Regions from separate parts of the Homo sapiens genome. Here region 2 is linked to region 1. Evidence: chromatin loops called from intact Hi-C (ENCODE). Cell type or tissue: mammary epithelial cell. All regions are shown on one strand. Links, peaks and the distances in the headings refer to the core of each region. The heading gives the core; the rest is flanking DNA.

Region 1 (11,464 bases), core at 2,673-7,672:
GTTAGGACTGTGAAAATAAATCAACAATAGCAGAGTTGCTGCAAGATGGCAGCAGTTTTAAAGACAGATGTTTAAGAGTCTGATTTGGAATGCTGGTTAGCAAATAGTTGGCTTCTTCAAGGTTCATACTTACGAATTAGCCAGACAGCTTTGAGTTCTAAGTAGACAACTTACGAGTTGTGACAGAAATCTGGCTGACGATGGATGACTGTTAACCTTAATTCAAGCCCAAATTATGCTGAGACTGAGGAAATTATCTCAGCATGGATTCAATCATAATTCCACTACCTGTAGTTGAAAAGAAAATACTACCTGATAAATAAAATCTGAAATGAGACTTGCTCCCTGGGGAGGTAAAGCTCTGAGTTAACAAACTCAGTCGTAATTCAAGGTCATCTGCTCCAGTCAGGCACAACATGGTGTTCCAAGGGTATTACAACAGATTTGTATTTAGCCTGAAAGAATTAAAAAAACAAAACAAAACAAAAAAAAAACATGAAGGGAGAATCCGTTATGGAACCAAAGAAATTTTAAGAAAAAATCCTACTTAGAGATTGAAAAATGCATTGATTTAGACATAAAATATTGACTCAGTAACTAACAATGGTCCAGCTGCTAGGCTAAGGTTCAAGAATGGGTTCTACCTGTAAAGTAACTTCAAGAAAACAAGGCAGAGTTCTCAATTCTTACAGCACTAGAATTGGAGTAAAAACAAATAGAACAATAAAGGATTCCAGAGCTGCAGTACAAGCTAGAGACCAGAGGACCAAGCAGATGATCATAATGTAAGACTTAAAGCCAAATCCCACATTGCTTCATAAATCTCTTAAGGCATGGTTTTGGGAACTTCATGGAGCTATATAGTAAAGCAAAACAGGTCCACTGACCTCAGTTGTTAGAAGAGGCAGATTATAATCATTTTGAGTAGGTAGGTCTAATAGTGAAGATCATTATTGTAATTGTTATGAACAAAATTGTGGTTATAGGTCTTTCTCCTAAAGCTTTTCCTACCATTTGAATCGAGAAGTCATCATTGAGCACCTTCTACGTTCAATGCATATTGCTAAGGTCCTGTAGGCACTGCAATGATGCACGAGTTTGTCAGACATATTGTAATTAGAAAATGCAGTAGTGTTTGGAAAAAAACAATGAAAGAGATAATGTAGCAGAACATCTAGCATGCTAAATTCTTCAAAATTCTTTGAAAAATTAGATATATTTTAATAAATGAAGGTGTGAAAACTCACTTTACAAAAATATTTGTATCTATGAAAAATAAAACATAATACATTTTACATAAAGCATTAATTTCTATCCATCTTTATAAGAATATGTGAATTATAAAATCTGATATGCATTTGATTTTATATTTTAGTCACACAGAAACCCAGTCTTTTAAAACCTATACACATGGAACTATATTTCAAAGAAAATGTCTGGATTTATATAATTTTTCACAATTAAAGTGATTCCAACTAATAGTACTGTTTTGATACTATTGAACAGTAGCTGCCTCTCTAAGTATTGCCTGGGCATAACACTACTATTTTGAAAATGACTAGGTCACTGCTGAAAATTGGTTGATTTATTTTTGATCAGTAGGATCTGTAATATACATTTTATCACATGCAAATCTCTTTGATTGCTTCTTTTCCAAAAGTGGTAGAGAATAACCGATTAAATAATCTGAGTATTCTTACCCCAGCTCTTCATCGTACTCCCTGACTATTTGACGCTATAGTCTCAGTCCTAAATTCCAAAAGTGCTCAGGCTTCATGTACAATAGATTCCTAAAGAAAATGGAAATTTCAGTTTCCTTATCATAGAGAAATAATACTGTGTACATACACACACATACATGTATGTATAAAGTATAAACTTTATATACATATTTGATGTATGCTTGTATAACATGTATAAATTTTACTTAGTAATGATTATACTTCTACAAAGTCAGAAGAAATATATTTGTATAAACTCAGTATAGTTATTATTTGTTAATAGGCAGATTCACTTTTTGCCCCATCATTGGAGATAAGCCTCCCTATAGAAAAGTGACTTTGCACCACCAGTGTAAACAAAGCTAATACATTTTTTCAAATGGAATTCCCTGTACCCATCAATGAGAGAATATATAGGAAATTTGTTTCATAGCTCAGGGAATTTCTGTGTCATCTTCACTTTTATGTCTCCAGATTTTTTTTATTCTGCTTTTCAGATTGCTTTGTTTATTCCTGTTAGCTTACTGCAGCTCAGTAAATGAATTTAGTTTTTCAGCTGGGCTCCAGAGATCTATTCTTATAACCTTTTCTCATCTTATCTTAATTCCTTAAGGGTTGGCTACACTTATTCATTGCCAAGGTTTTATCAGGGGATTTTCACCTTTTCTAAGGGATATCAAGATATGCAATTAATGAGATGTCGACAACAGTAATGGGAATAACTGTTATTTTATTATTCCAAGGCTTGCATGGAGATTACACTGTTTCAAATTATTATGCTGAGTATAACCTTTGAATCTAATATTTCCTTTTTATTTCACAATGTTCTTTTAGATACATAAAGTGGGTTAGTATTTTGTTCTACAGTTTTATCCATATATTCAAGCTTCAGTGGTTTATGATGATCTAACATATATTCTTTCTTTTTTCACCTAGTATCTTTCCGTTTGTTAGTTGTCTATAAATAGGTGCCTTAGAAGGTGAGCAAGATAAGGATTAGACCTGCTGCTTATCTAATGTAATTCATTGGAAACTCCGATAAGTTTTGGTGAGGGTGGAAATAATTATCCATGAAAAAGGAGATTTGAAAGTTATCAGATATCTTGGTGAGGATGCAGAGTAAAGGAAACTCTTATATACCATTGGAGGGAATGTAAGCTAGTACAGCCCCTACAGAAACAGTATGAAAATTTTGCAAAAAAATGAAACACAATTTTCATTTGATCCAGCAATTTCACTGCTAGATATCTACCCAAAGGAAAATAAATCAATATATCAGAGGTATAGCTGCATTTTCATATTTACTGCAACACTATTCACAATAGCAAAGATAAGGAACCAAACTAAGTGTCCATCAGTGGAGAAATGGATGAAGAAAACATGGTATATATACACAATGGAATACTATTCAGCTATAAAAAAGAATGACATGCTGTCATTTGAAGCAACATGGCTGGAATTAGAAATCATTATCTTATGTAAAATAAGCCAAGCAAGAAAAGTCAAATATCTTATGTTCTCACTTATATGCGGGTGCTAAAAAATTTCAACACATAGACATACGGTGTGTGAAAATAGATAACAAAGACTGGAAAGGGTGAGTTGAGATGGGGGAAATCAAGAGAAGTGGCCTAAGAGGGATAAAGGAACAAATTCACTGTTTGCTAGCAGAGTAGGAGGACTATACTTAAAACATGTGTTGTACTCAGGGGATAGGCACCCTAAATATCCCAACTTAATCACTATGCATTATATACCTATAAAAAATGTATCACATGCCCCATACATTTTCACAAATAAAAACACTTCTCAAATATACTTCCATTGACTACCTGAGCACATTTTTTCTCTCATTTGCATTGATACTTTATTTTCCTAATTGTAACTTAATTTAAATATATTCTACATTTTAAAAGTATCTTCTTTCTTACTATTTTAATAGCTACTTTAATTCTGATATGTAATACTTTTATTTGCTTGAATTCTAAATATTCACTAGCTTTCAAGAATAAAGAAAATATTAAATTTTAAATATAATTTAGATGTTATATGTATTTTCTCAAAATTGATGCTCGAATACATTAACAGGCAAAATGTAATTTTCCAGACCACTTTATAGCATAATGATTCTTCCTCTCAAAAATAAAGAAAATTACACTTGCTATATAATGTCAGAAATGTCTTTATAATATGCATTGTAAACACATACAAATCAAAAGATAGAGAAAGCAAGCTATAGACTTGAAGGAAATATTTGCAAAGAGCACATCTGATAAAGGGCAGCTGAAAAAAAAATTCAAAAAACTCACCAATAATAAGATATGCCACCCAATTTTAAAACAGGCAAAAACTTGAGTAGAAACCACACCAAAGAAGGTATACATATAGCAAGTAAGCATATAAAAAGATGTTCAACACCATATGTCACTAGGAAATTACAAATTACAATGAAAATGAGATACCATTACATGCCTATTGGAATGGCAAGAATCCAAAACTGAAAACCTTAAATGCCGAAGTAAATGTGGAGCAACAGGAACTTTCATTCATTGCTGGTGAAAATGCAAAACAGTACAGTCACTTTGGAAGACAGTTTGAAAATTCTTTTACAAAACTGAGCAGACTCTTACTCTATGATCCAGCACTTGATATTTATTTATCTAAACTCCTTGGTGTTTATCTAAAGGCGTTGAAAACTTATATTCACACAAAAACCTGCACACACATATTTAGAGCTTGATTCAAAATTGCCAAAACTTATAAGCAACCAAGATTTCCTTCAGTAGGTGAGTGTTTAAATAAGCTGTGGTCCATTAGACAACGGGATATTACTCAGCACTATAAAGATAATGAGCTTTCAAGACTTGAGAAAATATGGAGGAGACTTAAATACATACTGCTAAGTGAAAAGAAGCCAATCTAAAAAGCCTACATATTGTATAATTCCAACTATATGACATCTGAAAAAGACAAAACTGTGGAGACAAAAGAAAGACCAGTGGTTGCATGAGTTTAACAGGGAGTGGGGGACGAATATACAGAGCACAGCGGATTTTTAGGTCAGTAAATATACTATGTATGATGATATAATGGCAGATATATGTCATTATACACTAATCAAAACTCATAGAATGTACACCAAGAGTAAACTCTACTATAAACTATGGATTTTGGAGGATAATAATGTGTCAATGTAGGTTCATTAATTGTTATAAATGTACCACTATAGCGTAGGATGTTAACAGTGGGAAGGTTATGGGTGGAGGGGATTGAAGAATATGATTAATTTTTTTGTGAACCTAAAATTTCTCCAGAAAATAAGGTTTTTAAAAAGAACCAAATGCATTTGTACTTTAAACTCCTTATCATCCTAATGTGGCAATTTTCATAAAAGCCATGGAATAAAATAACTATTAATAAACAGTACAGGTATTGTAATTAATTTAATATAAAAGAGAAAGTTTAAGATTATTTCATAAATTTTTATTTATCAACTTAAACGTCCCAGAAATACCTCTTGAGCTCTGTTATAAGTTAAATTGTGCCTTCCCTTCTCAAAAACATAAATGATACATTGAAATCTAAACCCTCAGTACCTTGCAATGTGACCTTATTTCGAAATAGGGTCTTTGCAGATGTAATTAAGATGAGGTCATACTGAAATAGGGCGAGCCTCTAATCAAATATAGCTGGTGTTATAAGGAGACAGCCAAGTGAGGAAAGTTGCACATGGGGAAAACGTCATGTGATGACGAATGCAGCGCTTAAAGTATGCATCTACAAGCCAATGAACACAAAAATTGTCAGTGAATAACCAGAAGCTAGGAAGAGGCAAGAAAGAATTCCCCTACGGGCTAGAAGTGAAAACGGGTGTGGATTCTGCCCACACCTTAATTTTAGACTTCAAACCTCCAGGACTGTGAGACAATAAATTTTTGTTGTTTAAGCCACCTAATTTGTGGTACAGTCCTGCATCACTTAATGATGGGGATACATTCTGAGAAATGCACTGTTAGACAGTTTTGTCATTGTGTGAGCACCACAGAGTGTACAGCACTTACACAAACCAAAACAGTATAGACTACTACACACCTAGGTTGTACAGTAGAACCTACTGCCCCTAGGATACAAACCTGTGCAGCATGTTCTTGCACTGAATATTAAAAGCAACTAACACAAGTCATCAGGTAATAGAAATTTTTTAGCTCCATTTTAATCTAGGGGATCACTGTCATATATGTGGTCCATTATTGACTGAAACATCTTAAGTGGAGCATGACTATACTTCATTATGGTGTGCTAGGAATCTAATACAAGCTCCCTGGGCAATTAGGAGTTTCTGTATCATATCTTTATAGTCTTGTGGATTACCTTTATTGTGACACCAGTTCATGCTGTTTACCTGTCTAACTGCCCATTATATTTTTGTTATAGTAGAATACAGAAACCACATTCTAGGAAACTATCTAGACATTCATTTATGTGTTGAATGAATGACTGAAGCATCAAAAGAAAAATAAAACAAAAGGAAAAAATCTTCTACATCCCCATAAATAATAACTGACATTTATAAAGGGCAGACTGTGAGCAAATAAATCTTCCAGAATTTTGCTTCTATTGTTTACTCAGTCTTCCAAGAATTCTGCATTTATTTCTTCTGCAAAATAAGGAGATGATTATGACTTTATTTCCAATTTTACAGATTAGGAAACTAAAGACAAGCAAGTTATGTATTTTGCAATGGTTGATCCAGTATGGCTTTTAATTCAGACAGTATAACTATAGAGCCTGAGCTCTTAAAGTCTATGTTATACAAACATAGGACTCATTTCCTTGTTTGTTTGTTTGTTTGTTTGTTTTACTATCTCCTCTGCATTAAAATGTACGTTCTTTGAGGCAGGAATTTTTATCTCATGTATTCACTGCTATATCCTTAATGTCTGTATAAGTGCTTGGCCTATAGAAGGCACTCAATAAATATTCAACAAAAGAATCAATAAATTGATACATAAACAAATAGTCTTGGAATAACTTTCTAAGAATAATCAATATAGATAAAATATTTTAGAGCTAAATATGTTTGCACAGTATCAGTACAAATGGAGGTTCTGCCATATTTCTTACTGTTCAGGATCTAGTCTGGCCAAAAGACTTGGATTCAAGTTGTGTAATGGTAATTTACTATCCACTTGACCTTTAAAAAGTTTCTAAATTTTCTGATTCTGATTGCTTCATCTCTACAAATAGAATATAAATTTCATGTGATAATAAAATTATTATATGTAAGAGCACCTGCATATTATAAAATACTATATGTGTTATTACTCAATATTTTTAAAGCATTGTCTCATAGTCATTTTATGAGCCAAATAATTTACTTAGTTCTCCTTCATGAAACTCTGTATATGGAGCACACCTTTCTCAACAGAAAATCTTGTTCTTGGGTCCTCATGATGATATTATGATGAATGGTTAATTTTAACTTATTCAGGAAGCTCAATTTCTGTGTGCAGTTCTATAGCTACAGAGTGGAATATCAGAAAGAAAATAGAAGTCACTACACATAGTAGCTGTATTAGCCCGTTCTGACACTGCTATGAAGATACTACCTGAGACTGGGTAATTTATAAAGAAAAGAGGTTTAACTGACTCACAGTTCCACATGGATGGGCAGACCTCAGGAAACTTGCAATCATGGTGGAAGGTGAAGGGGAAGAAAACCACATCTTATATGGCAACTGGCAAGAGAGAGAGAGAGAGAGCAAGGAAGTGCCACACTTTAAAACCATCAGCTCTCATGAGAACTCACTCACTATCACAAGAACAGCATGGGGGAAACTGCCCCCATGATCCAATCACCTCCCAGCAGGTCTCTCCCTAGACACATGGGGATTACAATTAAAGATGAGACTTGGGTGGGGACACAGAGCCAAACCATGTCAATAGCCATACTTTTTGTATTGTACAATAGTCTAACTTGATTTATCCTTTTTTCTTTTCTGATTAAAGGAAAACTCACACAAAAAATTAGCTCGCATGACATATCCTGGTAAATACAAACATTAGCCACTACTTTACAGATCACATTTATTGAAATTTAGGCAATAGACAGATAATGTATTTGAGAGAATTTTTTATTTTGAAGAATTTAATGTAACCAAATAAAGTATAGTTATCAAGAACATACAAATGTTAGTACATGCAATTAGTTGTATAATTGTATCCAAATTTGATCCAACATTAGAAATGATGTAATGGAGAAAAGGACTTTGGTTTTGGATCCTGGATATACTACCAAAGGCAAGTTAACTTACATATTTAAAACTTAGTATCCTAATATTCTTAGCATAAACATAAGGACACATAACTTTCAGGGGTTTTGTAAGGATTAGAAAAATATATGTAAATGAATCTACTATTCTTTAGGTAACTATTCTTTACAAGGCATTCAAATGTATTTCTTCTCATTCCCACTCATTCCTACCTCATTCTTTTAGGCTGATATTTTAAATTTCAATAATGCATGAATGGGTTAGGGTTTTTTCCCCTTTGTAAAATTTTTATAGATGTGGGAGATACAAGTGCAGTTGTGTTTCACAGATATATTGCATAATGGTGAAGTCTGGGCTTTTAGTGTACTCATCACCCCAATAGTGTACATTACACCTAATAAATAGTATTTCATTCCTCACCCCCTTCTCACTCTTCCACCTTTTAGAGTCTCCAGTGTCTATTATTCTCTGTATGTCTGTGTGTACCCATGGTTCAGGTACCATTTATGGATGAAAATGTGTAGTTTTTGAGTTTCTGTTTCTGAGTAATTTCATGTAGAATAATGCCTGCTGTGCACATTGCTGCAAAAGACATGATTTTATTGTTTTTATGGCTGAGTAGTACTCTATGGTAACTAAATACCACATTTTTAAATGTAATCATCTGTCGATGACAATTAGCTTGATTTGATAACTTTGCTATTATGAAAAGTGCTATTATAAACATGAATGCTGTTGTCTTTTTATATAATCACTTGTTTTCCTTTGGGTAAATATCCAGTAGTGACATTGCAGAATAGAATGGTACTTCTATTTTTAGTTCTTTGAGAAATCTCTATACTGTTTTCATAGAGGTTGTACTAATTTACATTCTCACCAAGAATCGCTGTAAAAGAATTCCCTTTTCTCTTTATCTTTGCCAACATCTGTCATTTTCTGAATTTTTAGTAATAGCCATTCTGATTGGTTTAAGATATTATCTTATTGTGGCTTTAATTTGCATTTCTCTGATGATTAGTGATGGTGGTTTTTTATGTTTGTTGGCCACTTGTATGTCTTATTTTGAGAAATGTCTGTACTTGTCCTTTATCCACTTTTTAATGGGGTATTTTTTTTTCTGGTTGAGTTTCCTGTAGATTCTAAATATTAGTCCTTTGTAGGATGCATAATTAGCAAATATTTTCTCCCATTCTGTAAGTTGTCTGTTTACTCCCTCTAGAGTTTCTCCTGCTGTGCATAAGCTGCTTAGTTTAATTAAGTCCCAGTTGACTATTTTTGCTTTGTTGCATTTCCTTTTGAGGTAATCATAATATTTTTGTCGAGGCCAATGTCCAAAGAGTTTTTCTTAGGTTTTCTTCTAGTATTTTTTATAGTTCCTCATCTCACATTTAAGTATTCAATCCAGCTTGTGTTAATTTGTGTGTGTGGTGAGAGATAGGGGTCCAGTTTCATTCTTTTCCATATGGCTATCCAACTTCCCCAGCACCATTTATTGAATAGGGTATCCTTTTCTCATTGTATATTTTTGTTGAGGTTATCAGAGATCAGTTGGTTGTAGGTATGTGGCTTTATTTCTGAATTCTCTGTTATGCTTCATTGATCTATGTGTCTATTTTCATACCAGCACAATGCTGTTATGGTTACTATAGCCTAGTAGTATCACTTGAAGTAGGTAATGTGATACCCACAGCTTTATTGTTTTCTTGAGGATTGCTTTGGCTATTTAGGATCTTTTCTGGGTTGTTTTTTCTAATTCTGTGAAGAATGGCATTGGTAACTTTATAGAAATTGCATTGAATCTATAGATTGCTTTGGCTAGTATGGTCATTTTAACAATGATTATTCTATCAGTCCATTAGCAGGGAATGTTTTTCATTTGTTTGTGAGATCTATAATTTCTTTAATTCGTGTTTTGGTGTTTTGTTGTTCTTGTAAAGGCCATTCTCTTCCTAGGAAAAACGTATTCCTAGGTATTTTATTCTTTTTGTGGCTATTGCAAATAAAATTGAGTTTTTGATTTGGTTCTCACTTTGAATATTACTGGTGTATAGAAATACTACATATGATTTCATTTTAATTTGGTATCCTGAAATTTTACTGAATTCATTTATTAAATATAGGAAGTTTTAGAGGAGTCTTTAGGATTTTCTTGGTATAAGATCATATCATCAGCAAAGAGAAAATTTGGCTCCCTGTTTTCCAATTTGGATGCTTTTTATTATTTTTTTCTTGCCTCGTTGCTTTGGCAAGGTCTTTCAGTACTATGTTGCATAGGAGTGGTGAAAGTGGGCATTCTTTTCTTTTTCCAGTTATTAGGAAAAATGCTTTCAATCTTTTTTCTGTTCAGTATAATGTTGGCTGTGGGTTTGTTGTGTATGCTTTTTATTGCTGTGAGGTATGTTCGTTCTATGCCTAGTTTGTTGAGGGTTTTTTGTCATGAAAAGATATTGAGTTTTATTAAATGCTTTTTCTGGATCTATTGCAATGACCATATGGTTTTTGTTTTTAATTCTGTTTATGTAATGAATCACATTTATTTTAATATGTTTAAATTTCCTTTATTCCTGAAATAAAACCCCTTTGATTGTGATGTATTATCTTTTTTATGAACTATTGGATTGGTTTGCTGATATTTTTGAGGATTTTCTTCTTAATTTTTGTCTGACGAGGTTAATTCAAAAGATCTGTCTTCCAGCTCTGATATTTTCCTTCTGCTTAGTCTATTCTATTGTTAAATATTTCAACTGTATTTCATAATTCCTTCAATAATTTTTTTATTTCAAGTAGTCTGTTTGGTGTTTTAAAAATGTGTATCTATTTAGGAAATTCTTTAGATCCTGAGTTTTTTTTTTTATTTCTTTGTTTGGTTTTCAACTTTCTCTTGGATCTCATTGAGCTCTTTTTTCATATTGCCTGAGTTCTGATGCTATTTCCTTCTCATCTGGAAAAACTGTCACTTCTTATTTTTGAATTTACTCTCATTTTGATGGTACTCCATATGTATGTTGTGTATGGTCATTTCCTTCAATTCTAGGTGCTTTCAGGGGGCCAAAGCTCTGTATGAGTTGCTTCTTTATAGATAGTGTTTGTGTGGTGGCTTTCTCAAACTCTAGTTGCAATAGTGATATACTGTGCATATCAGCAGGTTCACTGCCTGCTGTGTGACTGGGATTGTGTAGGTCTCAAGAAGCTCATCTCATTCACCAGTAATGTGCACTTGTGTCACCAAGTTTTGTATTAGGTTATGCAGTTCAACCTCCAGGCCAGCAGGTGAAATATTTTAGAGCTTTCTATGGCAGAAATGTATGGGTATGTACTTGATCTTTGTCCACTGGGAGGTGCTCTCTGTTTAAGGTGATGAGCTGGTTTGTGCAACATCTAATGCCCTGAGTTCACTGTTCAGCCTGGAAATATGGGGGAGAAAGCTATGTGGAGCTGACCTAGCAAGCTTGCCCATGAATTTCTCAGGGT
Region 2 (11,464 bases), core at 2,588-7,587, 64 kb after region 1:
CTTTTGACATTATCATCATGAAATCTTTGTCAGTGCCTATGTCCTGAATGGTATTGCCTAGATTTCTTCTAGGATTTTTAAAATTTTTGTTTTACGTTTAAGTCTTTAATCCATGTTGAGTTAGTTTTTGCATATGGTGTAAGGAAGCAGTCCAATTTCAATTCTCTGCATGTGGCTATCCAGTTCTCCCAGCACCATTTATTAACTAGGGAATCATTTCCCCATTGCTTGTTTTTGACAGGTTTGTCAAAGATCAGATGGTTTTAGGTATGTGGTCTTATTTCTGAGTTCTCTATTCTGTTTTGTTGGTCTTTGTGTTTGTTCTTGTACCAACACTGTGCTGTTTTGCTTACTGTAGATCTCCTTTTTTAAGGCTGAATAATATTCTATTGTGTATATATGCCCACATACTTTTTATTCATTTATCTGTCAATGGACACTTATTTCCATAATACAGCAATGAAAATGAGAGTGCAGATCTCTTTGGTATAGTGACTTTGGATATATGCTCTAAAGTGGGATTTCTGAAACATATGGTAATTCTATTTTTAATCTATTGATGAACCTCCATATAGTTTCCCATAATGGCTGTATTAATTTACATTCTCACAAACAATGTACAAGGCTTCTCTTTTCTCCTTATGTTCACCAATACTTTTTGTCTTTTAGCTTTAGATAATTGCAATCCTAAGAGGTTTCAGGTGATATTATTATAGTACTTATTCTATAATTACTTCTCTTTTTTACTCTCTGTTTCCACAGTAAAACGTAAGTTTCATAAGGGCATACATTTTTATTCTTTTATTTACCACTCTATCCCTGGCTCCTTCAACAAAGCATAGCCATACTGGGTGCTCGATATGGTTTGGTCATGTCCCCACTCCAAATCTCATTTGGAAATGTAGCTCCCATAATCCCCATGTGTCATGGGAGGGACCCAGTGGGAAGTAATTAAATCATGGGGGGTGTGTTTTTCCCATGCTGTTCTCATGGTAGTGAATAAATCTCATGAGATCAGATGGTTTTATAAAGGGCAGTTCCCCTGCACATGCTTTCTTGCCTGCCATCATAGAAAACGTGACTTTGCCCCTCATTCGCCTTTCCCCATGATTGGATTTTAAGGTCTCACCAGCCATGTGGAACTGTAAGTCCATTAAAACTCTCTTTCCTGTTTAAATTATTGGCAATGTGAGAATGGACTATTACAGTAAATTCATACTGGGAGTGGGGCACTGCTGTAAAGATGCCCCAAAATGGGGAAGTGACTTTTGAACTGGGTAACAGGTAGAGGATGAAAAAGTTTGGAGGGCTGAGAAGAAGATAGGAAAATGTGGGAAAGTTTGAAACTTCCTAGACACTTAGAGGACTCAGAAGACAGGAAGATGTGAGAAAGTTTGGAACTTGCTAGAGACTCGTTGCATGGTTTTGACCAAAAGGCTGATAGTGATATGGACTAAAAAGTCTAGGCTGAGATTGTATTAGATGGAGATGAAGAACTTACTGGGAACTGGAGCAAAGGTGGTTCTTGCCATGCTTTAGCAAAGAGACTGGCAGCATTTTACCCCTGCCCTAGAAATCTGTGGAACTTTGAACTTGAGAAAGATTATTTAGGGTATCTGGTGGAAGAAATTTCTAAGCAGCAAAGCATTCAACAGATGACTTAGGTGCTCTTCAAAGCTTTCAGTTTTATTCATTCTGAAGGATATGGTTTGGAATTGGAACTTATGTTTAAAAGGGAAGCAGAGCTTAACAGCAGAAAATTTGCAGCCTGACAATGTGATGGAAAAGAAAAACCCATTTTTGGAGGAGAAATTCAAACTAGCTGCAAGAATTTGCATAAGTAATAATGAGGAGCCCAATATTAAACTTCAAGACAATGGGAAAAATGTCTCCAGGGCATGTCAGAGGTCTTCATGGCATCCCCTCCTATCACAAGCTGGGAAGCCTAGAAGTTAAAAATGGTATTGTGGGCTGGGCCCAGGCCCTTAGTGCTTTGTGTAGTCTAGGGACTTGTTGCCCCAAATCCCAGTTATGGCTAAAAGGGGCCAATGTACAGCTCAGGCCATTACTTCAAAGGGCGCAAGCCACAAGTATTGGTGGCCTTCACATGGTGGTGAGCCTGTGGGTGCACAGAAGTCAAGATTTGAGGTTTGGGAACCTCCACCTAGATTTCAGAGGATGTATGGAAATGCCTGGATGCCCAGGCAGAAGTGTGCTGCAGGGGTGGAGCTCTCATGGAAAACCTCTGCTAGGGCTGTGCATAAGGGAAATGTGGGGTTGGAGCCCCAACACAGAGTCCCACTGGGTTACTGCCTAGTAGAGCTATGAGAAGAGGGCCACAGTTCTTGATTCTGTAATGGTAGATCCACCAACAGCTTGCACCATGCACCTGGAAAAGCCACAGATACTCAATGCCAGCTCATGAAAGCAGTCAGGAGAGGGGCTGTACCCTGCAAAGCCAGAGGAGCAGAGCTGCTCAAGACCATGTGAACCTACCTCTTGTATCAGTGTGACCTGAATGTGAGAAATGGAGTCAAAGGAGATCATTTTGGAGCTTCAGGATTTGATTGCCCTGCTGCTGGATTTCTGACTTGCCTGAGGCCTGTAGCCCCTTTGTTTGGCCAATTTTGCCCATTTGGAACAGGTGTATTTACCCAATCCCTGTACTCCCATTGTATCTAGGAAGTAACTAGCTTGCTTTTGATTTTACAGGCTCATAGGCAGAAGGGTCTTGCCTTGTCTCAGATTAGACTTTGCACTGTGGACTTTTAAGTTAATGCTGAAATGAGTTAAAACTTTGGGGGACTGTTGGGAAGGCATGATTGGTTTTTAAATGTGAAGACATGAGATTTGGGAGGGGGCAGGGGCAGAATGATTTGTTTTGGCTGTGTCTTCACCCAAATATCATCTTGAATTTTAACTCCCATGATACCCATGTATCATGGGGGGGATCTGGTGGGAGATAATTGAATCATGGATTTGGGTTTTTCCCATGCTATTCTTATGATAGTGAATAAGTCTCAAGAGATCTGATGGTTTTATAAAAGGAAGTTCTCCTGCACATGCTCTCTTTTCTGCCACCATGAAAGATGTGCCTTTGCTCTTCCTTTGCCTTCTGCCATAATCGTGAGGCCTTCCCAGCCATGTGAAACTGTGAGTCCATTAAACCTTTTTTTCTTTTTAAGTTACCCAGTCTTGGGTATGTCTTTATTAAGCATATGAGAATGGACTAATACAGTGCCAGTAAATATTTGCTTATTAAGTCATTGATGTGTAAACAATACTTAGAAACACTTGATTGTAATTTTGTTTATGTAAGATATTCTATACCTACTGTGTTCTCTTCAGACAAGTGTTATATTTACATTTCTAATTCAGAATCTACAGTCCAATGGTTATGTCTTTTTGTGGTATTTTAAATTCAAAAAAATCAACACACATTTATTTTGTTGTTACTCTCTAACATCACTGTGCTAGATATTCTGTAATAAAAATATAATAAAGATATATCCTCACTTTCAAATAGCTTATTTTCTAACTTAAAAATACAGTCTTATCATCATTTATCTTACAGACAAATATAAGGCAACAAATGTATAATTGCAATTGTTATTAGTACTTTTTCACAGGTACATAGGATGGGTAAGAAAGCTTCCCATCATTGTCATATGCTAGCTTTCAGAATATTGTTAATATGTAAGTGTATTTCCAGGAAGATATGCCTGCAACATAATGATTGAGACATATGATCACAACCTCAAAACAATGAGGTCCAACATGCAAAATAATATATAATTATTATTAATTATATATTATATAATAGTTTATTATATAATTTCATATTATATAACATACAACATATTATATATTAAATAATGTATAATATATAATATAAAACAATAAACATAAAACAGCTTGAAGTTCAGTTTAACATGGTGACTCCCAATATATATTGCTTTTGAAGACACATTGCAGATCAAATCAAACATAGGAAAAAAAACACACTCAGACAACATATACGGCATGGTTAGGGCTACCAATTTGTCATTTCTGATCTAAGGAAATTGTAGCATACTTAGATTTTTCTTCTTTATTGTAAGCCATCATTTATATTGAAGGAATAATAATTGACTAGTGGTTTATATTGTAACCCAAGAAAATAGACATGGGCAAGGACCAAATGTATGCCAGTGTTTATCTTTATCATGGAGAACAAGAAGTTATAATTCTAGGCAACCAAGTATAGTTTTTAAGGAAGAAATATTTCTGTTGTGGAGCACTGTAATTTATCTACTTGCCATATTTTAAAATAAAAAAGGAGAAGGGGAAGTATGATGAGCAGGAGGAGGAGTGGGAGGATGAGGGAAAAAAGGGAGGAAAAGGAAGAGGAGAAGAAGGAGAAAGAGAAAGATGGGGAGAAGAAAGAGTAGGAAGAGGAAGGAAAGGAGGAGAAGGGGGAGGGAAGGAGAAGAAGAAATAAGAAGAAGAAGGAAAAGAAGAAGGAGGAAGAGGAGGAAACAGCAGCAACCTTGATAATTTTCAATCCCTTTATTCTCAAACTCTCACCACCGTATATAGCAAAAAATTGGCTTTTGGTTTGCACAGGGCCATAGTAATGCCTTTTTAATCCTTTTTATTTATTAATTGATTAAACAAATATTTTTGAGCACTTGCTCTATGCAAGGTATTGTGTTCATCTCTGGGACATCTAGTGAATATTACACACATAGTCCCTGCCTTCATGTAGCAACACTAAAGCAGACATTCTCCTTAGGATGATGTGCCAAATCCTGAATGCTAAGTGCTGCCCTGCATTTTTGAGCCAAGTATTTAATTACCTATGAAAATAAATTGATTTCTGATTTACAAAACATCAGCTGCTTATGAAATCATTTTGTATAAGTCAGTTACATGCAGTCAGATTAATTCTGGATAAACTTTTATTTAAAAAAACTTATTTCTGGAAAAGCAGCTCACTAATCTGTTGATAGCTTCATCCAAGCCTTGTGATAGTCTCTTCTAAGCACTAGCAACTTTTGGAGCTTGACCAGAGCAGTCTTAGTCTTCCTTTGTCCTATTATTCTCTCATATTGTGCCTTTGATATATTATAAAACAAACCAACTATGGCCATAAGTAAAAAGAAGTTATTAGTTTTATTATGAAGATAAGGAAAAGCCTATTTAAGACAGAACATTTGAACTGGACTGGATTGGTATATGATAGGAAGAGCATTTATCAATATACTTCCTGGCTTGGAAAATAATGTATGGTGCTGGTAAGTGTCTGATGGTGCCATGGTATTGGTAAGAGCAGGGTGTAGCAAAACACACACTACGTATGGAAGCTATGAGTGGATGGGAGATTTGGTTTATACTCTATAAGAATTTGAATGTCATTTACAAGTATTTTAGAGATGACAGTGGTCCGATTAAATGTTTATAAATGGAAAGTAGCAATACTAATTAGAATAAATGTGATGAGCAAGAGATTAAACACATGATGGTCAATTCAGAGAACAAACTAATTCTCTGAAATATATCTAGTTAAAGGTCACTTTTGGAGGCATAACAAAATATAGTTTACCAAGTAACCAGTTCACTTAATGACTAATTCCAACAAATAATCAAGGGACCAAATCACTTTACTTTCACAACTCCCCACCAAAAAAAAGCTAGATTTTACTGATTTCTTACAAAATATACAGTAATTTGTGTTGCACTGGAATATTTCAACAGTCTTTGCAAACTTTTTTCACCAAAGATGAGGTTTTTTTGCAGTCATTTTGTCCTACCTGTTTTGTTCTAACTATTGCATCAGAACAGTAGATATGAAGTACATTTCTGTCTTTCCCATAATTAGAGACTACTATTCTAAACAACAAAGTGGGATCTATCTCTTGTAGATATTTTAATTCATATGCTATCTTTATCCCCTTTCTTAATATACAGATTTTTATATGGGTCAATCAAATGAATTCTTCATGTACTCCTTTTCGTTTCAGGAATTATCTGCTATATCATTCAGTACCATGTACATGAAATAATAGATGTAATAATAATAGATTCTATAAATAAAGTTCATTAGCTATTTTTATCAGTTTTTAGATTTTTAGATTTATCAGTTTTTAGTTTTTAGATTTTTTAGATTTGTCAGTCTGCAAACAAAAGCATATGTGCATGTTCATTTTGGAATTGCCAAAATTCTTTAACCAAAGGAGTTATGATACAAATTAGATGCATTGATCACGTAGCTACTGTAGACAAACGTAGACGTAAGATACAACAATTGAGAAGATAACAAACTGTACTTAAGGGAAATCCTATCCATTTTCATAAAAAATGTTGGTCATTAAAGAAGTGCTCAGTGTCTGAATTTTGAAACATACTGAAAATTAGCTTCAATTGAACTGAACCCACATAAAGAGAAGTTGAAACATCAAGGCACTGGATTGAAAATGTGATGAAAGTGAAACAACCACTCCAATGTTTATCAATTTCTTGTTATATGAGATATACTTAATATATGACTTTAAAATATTATTATTTCTTTTTAAAAAATTAATCAACCCAAAGAATGGAAACACTATGGCTAATTTGCTGCAATGAAGTAGCAAAAATAAAACACAAATTTCAAAAAAAATGCTCAAAGGCTATTGAAGCAGCTCATGCAAAAAAAAAGGGGCGGGGAAGTTTTAGATAAATAATTTTTTCTGCTAATTATAAATTACAAATTTTATAATTAGTCATTATGTTAGTTCTCAAGAGGATTTTTAAATATCACAAAGAAAATATAACAGGCTCTTGAATTATGTTCGAAGCAATTAGAATGAGTACTAAAAAAGCCTGTTAACAGGACCTATTAACATATTGGTTGGAAACAATGATTGAGGAATAAAAATTATAGTTTTCATTCCTAGGTGGCTGATGAATCAGTTACTTTTCAAAGGTCGAAAGTACAGGAGCAAAGTATGTTTTTCAGGGACAATAATGAAAAATTAAGGATTTGTGGAGTATGATGTGTTAGAAGCACTGGGCAAAATTGTCCTTAGACAACGAAATATCTGGTTCCTAGAGCTCAAAAAAATTATTTAGAGTAATTAGAAAAAGGAGAATGGAATTAACCAGTATTTATTAAACATCTACAATGTATCAGATGCTGGGGCAAGTTTTTAAAATACATGTACTCATTTAATCTTAAAAACAACCTGTGGAATAAATATTGCTATCTTCCATTTATCAATTAGTAAAATGGATCTAAGAAAATGTACAATTAAGTTATTACTGTTATAAAAGCATTTTTTAGATAGATTGTATTATTTCTCCCAAGTTTGTGTCTCTTTCCCAGTAGAAATAGTATATGTCCCTGTCCCTTGCCATGTGGCTCTCTGTGCCTCCCAGGTGAAGGAATATAGTTCACCAGATCACTGATATCATGCTTGTCTATATGACTTCCTCTAGACATTTATGTATGCTATATCCCATCAGAAACTTCAAGAACCATCACATGGATATGACATTGTCCTTTTCATTTTTCCAGGAAACAAGGTTTGCTCCTTCAGCCTGGATCTAAAATAAAGACATGTAAAACAAAGCGGACCACACTTGACATGAAAAAATATATATGAGCAAGGAAGTAAAACTTTAGTGTTGCAACTCTCTAAGACTTGGAAGTTGTTTCTTATGCAGCATAATTTAATGACAGTCAACTAATGCAGTGTAAACCATGGAGCTTAGACTCAAAGTAAGTTCCATCTGGCTTTAAAGTTCATGCACAGTATACTACATCACTCTCTTTCTCACACATCATGTGATATATAAAGCCATGGGTTGATTATGTAATTCAGAATTGAGTGTAAACGGCCATGAAAATGCCTTGAGAAATCTCCATTTGGGGACTATACAGAGTATGAGGAAATAGAAAGGAGAACTAAGAAAAAAAATCAAAATTTTAATGGTGGTACAGTCAATGCAGAAAGGAATTTCAATACGGAAAAAATCTAAAATATCAAATATTGAAGAAAAATTAAAAGGATGAAAGCTAAGAAATAAAGAAAAACTTACTGGTCTTAGAAATCTGGAGATCATTCATCATTTTTTGTCAAAATCTGCTTGGCATATATGAGGACTAAGATTTAAATATAAGACAGGAGTCCTTAACCTTAGTACAAGAATCGTTCAGGAGAGAGCTGTGGATTACATGAAAATGAATCATCAAGCGTATTGATTTTCTATTGCTATTGTAATAAATTGTTACAAACTTAGCAGTTTATAACAGCACAAATTTATTACTTCATAGTTTCGAGTGGTCAGAAATCTGACACACATCTCATCAGGCTAAAATATAGGTGTCAACAGGATTGCATTGCTTATTGGAGGTTCTCGCAAAGAAGCCACTTCCAGGTTTATTCAGGATATTGGTCAAATTCATTTTCTTACAGCTGTAGGAATGAGGACACCATTTTCTTCCTAGCTGTCAGTTAGGGGCTGTCATTAGCTCCTAAAGACCTTCTCTAGTCCTTTCACATGGCTCTCCACTTACAACCAGCAAGGCACATCAAAGCCTTCTTACTATAGGAATTTCTCTCAATTCCTCCTTCTTTTGGATCTCTTTTCCCTTATTCCTCTGCCCCAACTCGCTAACTGACTCTTCTGCTTTCCTTTTCTGCTTTTAAAGGCTCATGTGATTACATTAGGCTCACTCCAATAATCTGACATGTTATCTTTATTTTAACAGCAGCTGGCTGGGTGCAGTGGCTGAGCCTCGTAATTCCAGCATTTTGAGAGGCCCAGATGGGAGAATTGCTTGAGCCCAGGAGTTCAAGACCAGTCTGGGCAACAGAGTGAGACCACATATCTACATTTTTTTTAATTAGCCAGGGATATTGGCGTGTGCCTGTAGTTCCAGTTACTTGGGAGGTTGAGATGGGAGGATCGTTTGAGCCCAGAAGGTTGAGGATGCAGTAAGCCATGCTTGTGGCACTGCACTCCAGCCTGGGTGACAGAGCAAGACCCTGTGTCAAAAAGAGAGAAAGAGAGATGGAAGGAAGGAAGAAGGAAGGAAGGAAGGAAGGAAGGAAGGAAGGAAGGAAGGAAGAAGGAAGGAAACAAAAAAAAATTTAGGTTTGGCTGACTAGTAACCATGCTTCTATCTGCAGAGTGTCTTCACAGTAGTTCGTAGGTTAGTGTTTAATTGAATAAACAGGGCATAGGAAACTTGGAGCAGGGGAGATAGCTATAGAATTCTGTCTATCACATCAGAGACACTTGCCAAAAAAATTAATTCTCAAGGTGTCTCCCATAAAAGCCTGTTAAAAAAAGCTCCAGGATAAGACATTGGTCTATACTTTAATAAGTCCTATAGGCAATTATTTTTTTTAATATACTTTAAGTTCTAGGGTACATGTGCACAACGTGCAGGTTAGTTACATATGTATACATGTGCCATGTTGGTGTGCTGCACCCAGTAACTCTTCATTTAACATTCATTCTCAGCAAACTAGCACAAGGACAAAAAACCAAACATCGCATGTTCTCACTCATAGGGGGGAATTGAACAATGAGAACACATGGACACAGGAAGGGGAACATCACACACCGGGGCAATTATTTTCAGAATACTTGAAAGCACCTTCTTTCCAGGGTCAATGATGAGTTTGTTATATCTAATGCCCTGAAATGTTATGAAAAATGTTGTAGGCATTTTCATTTTCCTGGGGCTAATTTATTAATTTATGAAAAGCTAGAAGAGTTCTATGACTCAGAATACTTAATTTAAGGAATTAAATTTAAGGGCATGTATATGAAAAAAATGCAAGAGAATGGCCTACCCTTGACATTTTGATAGTAAAGTAAAGAAAATGTATGGGATGGTAGTTTGAGAAAAAAGCTGGTTTTAGGGAATTTTTTAGGATACACAAGAATTGAGCATATGGGGAAGAAAAGAATTTGTGGATGGCAGTATTCCAAGGCAGGATGGGGACAACTGAAGTGGCAAATTATTTGCAGTAACTAGATAAATAGGATGGTTGGGAATTTTAATCTTGTAACAAAAGTATATTGTTCTGTTAAAGGAAAGAAAAAGAAGAAGGGATAAGTAAAGGTGAAGAGAAACTAAGATGGAATGGCTTCCTTTTCCCCAGTTAAGTAGGAGTTATATCCCTTACTCTTTTAAGAATTAGATGGCTTGAGCACTGTGGAATGAATCTACGGAAAAAACAAAGAGATAGAAAAAAAGGTAGATATTAGCAAAAAATAAAAATAAAATAACTGGATCCTCAATGCTGCCCACTAAGAATATATTTTAAGGATTTGAACAAAAATTATGATAAAAATATTTTTAGTAATTGCATCAAGTTTTCTTTTTATTTCACCATTATTCTTCTGTGGTCACATAGTTCAAATGAGTAGAGCATTTAAAAATCCAGTATATGTATGCCATTCCCGAATTGGCATTTTAGATAATATTAATAGGATACACACTTTGCTGAGATGCAGGAGGACTGTATTTAAATCCCAAATTTATTTTTAGGTTTGTTAAGGAACTTTAAGCAAAGCCTCTTATTCTGCATCAGCTTCCTCCTTGGCCAAATGGAAATAATATTGTTTGTCCCATGTAATCTACACAGTATGCAAAGAAAATAAAATAAGACCAATATAATATAGTTTTTGAAGTTGAAAAAGAAATAATAAGCTGCATTTTACAAATTTATTGGTAGCTCTGAGAAGTACCAGATAATAGGGTATTAATCTAACACCACAAATCATTCTCCACTCTCCATCAAACAGAAGCTTTGCTTTTGAAATTAAATAAACTTTTTTAAATTGAAAGGAAAAAAGAAGTGGAACTTCCACTTCCAGCAACATGGCAGATCAAATAACTTTAAATGTCTTTATTTCATTTACCAAAAATACTGGATAAAATATAAAAACACCCAACGTTTCTGGTAAACTAGTTTTCAGTTGGCTACACTCATACAAACATTTTGAATTGTTAAAAAGTAAAAGATTATAATTTGCTTTACTGAAGAAGAAAAGGGTGTCATTTAAATGCAAAAATAGATAAAACCTACAAAACTGACCAAATATTAACGATCGTTAGATTAATCCATTAGACCAAAAAATACCCATCACAGAATCTTAGAAAAATAAATAAAAGAACAGTTAACAATCTAATTGTATTTAGTTTTTCTAAAATGAAGGAAAACATGTGTGTGAGTTTTTTTTTAACCAGACAAAATTGGACATAAAAACATAACAATTTTTTTTCAATTTCTATTTTAAGTACAGGGTGTACATATACAAGTTTGTTCTGTGGGTAAATTGCGTGTCACTGAGGTCTGATGTGCAAATGATTTCGTCACACAGGTAGTGAGCATAGTACCCAATAGGTATTTTTTCAATCTTCACTCTTCTCACAGACTCTGCCCTCAAGTAGGCTCTAGTATCTCTCATTCCTCTCTTTGTG

What was found. A loop is a pair of places that touch in the nucleus more often than their neighbours do. Peaks named below come from ENCODE experiments on the same cell type or tissue, not always from the same donor. Only the 100,000 strongest peaks of a DNase experiment are listed, where the experiment ranks them.
Region 2: a loop joins it to region 1, with 2.1 times the contacts of the local background. A loop is called at or near these places in 3 of 110 quality-filtered maps.

Annotation. Positions count from the first base shown.
Region 1 is chr14:28,456,155-28,467,618 of GRCh38, forward strand. No RefSeq gene overlaps it. Among named protein-coding and RNA genes, the nearest start is that of LINC02300, 150 kb to the right of the region's middle. In mammary epithelial cell, for the core only: no CTCF peak of the experiment used is centred there; a DNase peak (open chromatin) is centred at 5,467.
Region 2 is chr14:28,520,398-28,531,861 of GRCh38, forward strand. No RefSeq gene overlaps it. Among named protein-coding and RNA genes, the nearest start is that of LINC02300, 88 kb to the right of the region's middle. In mammary epithelial cell, for the core only: no CTCF peak of the experiment used is centred there; no DNase peak of the experiment used is centred there.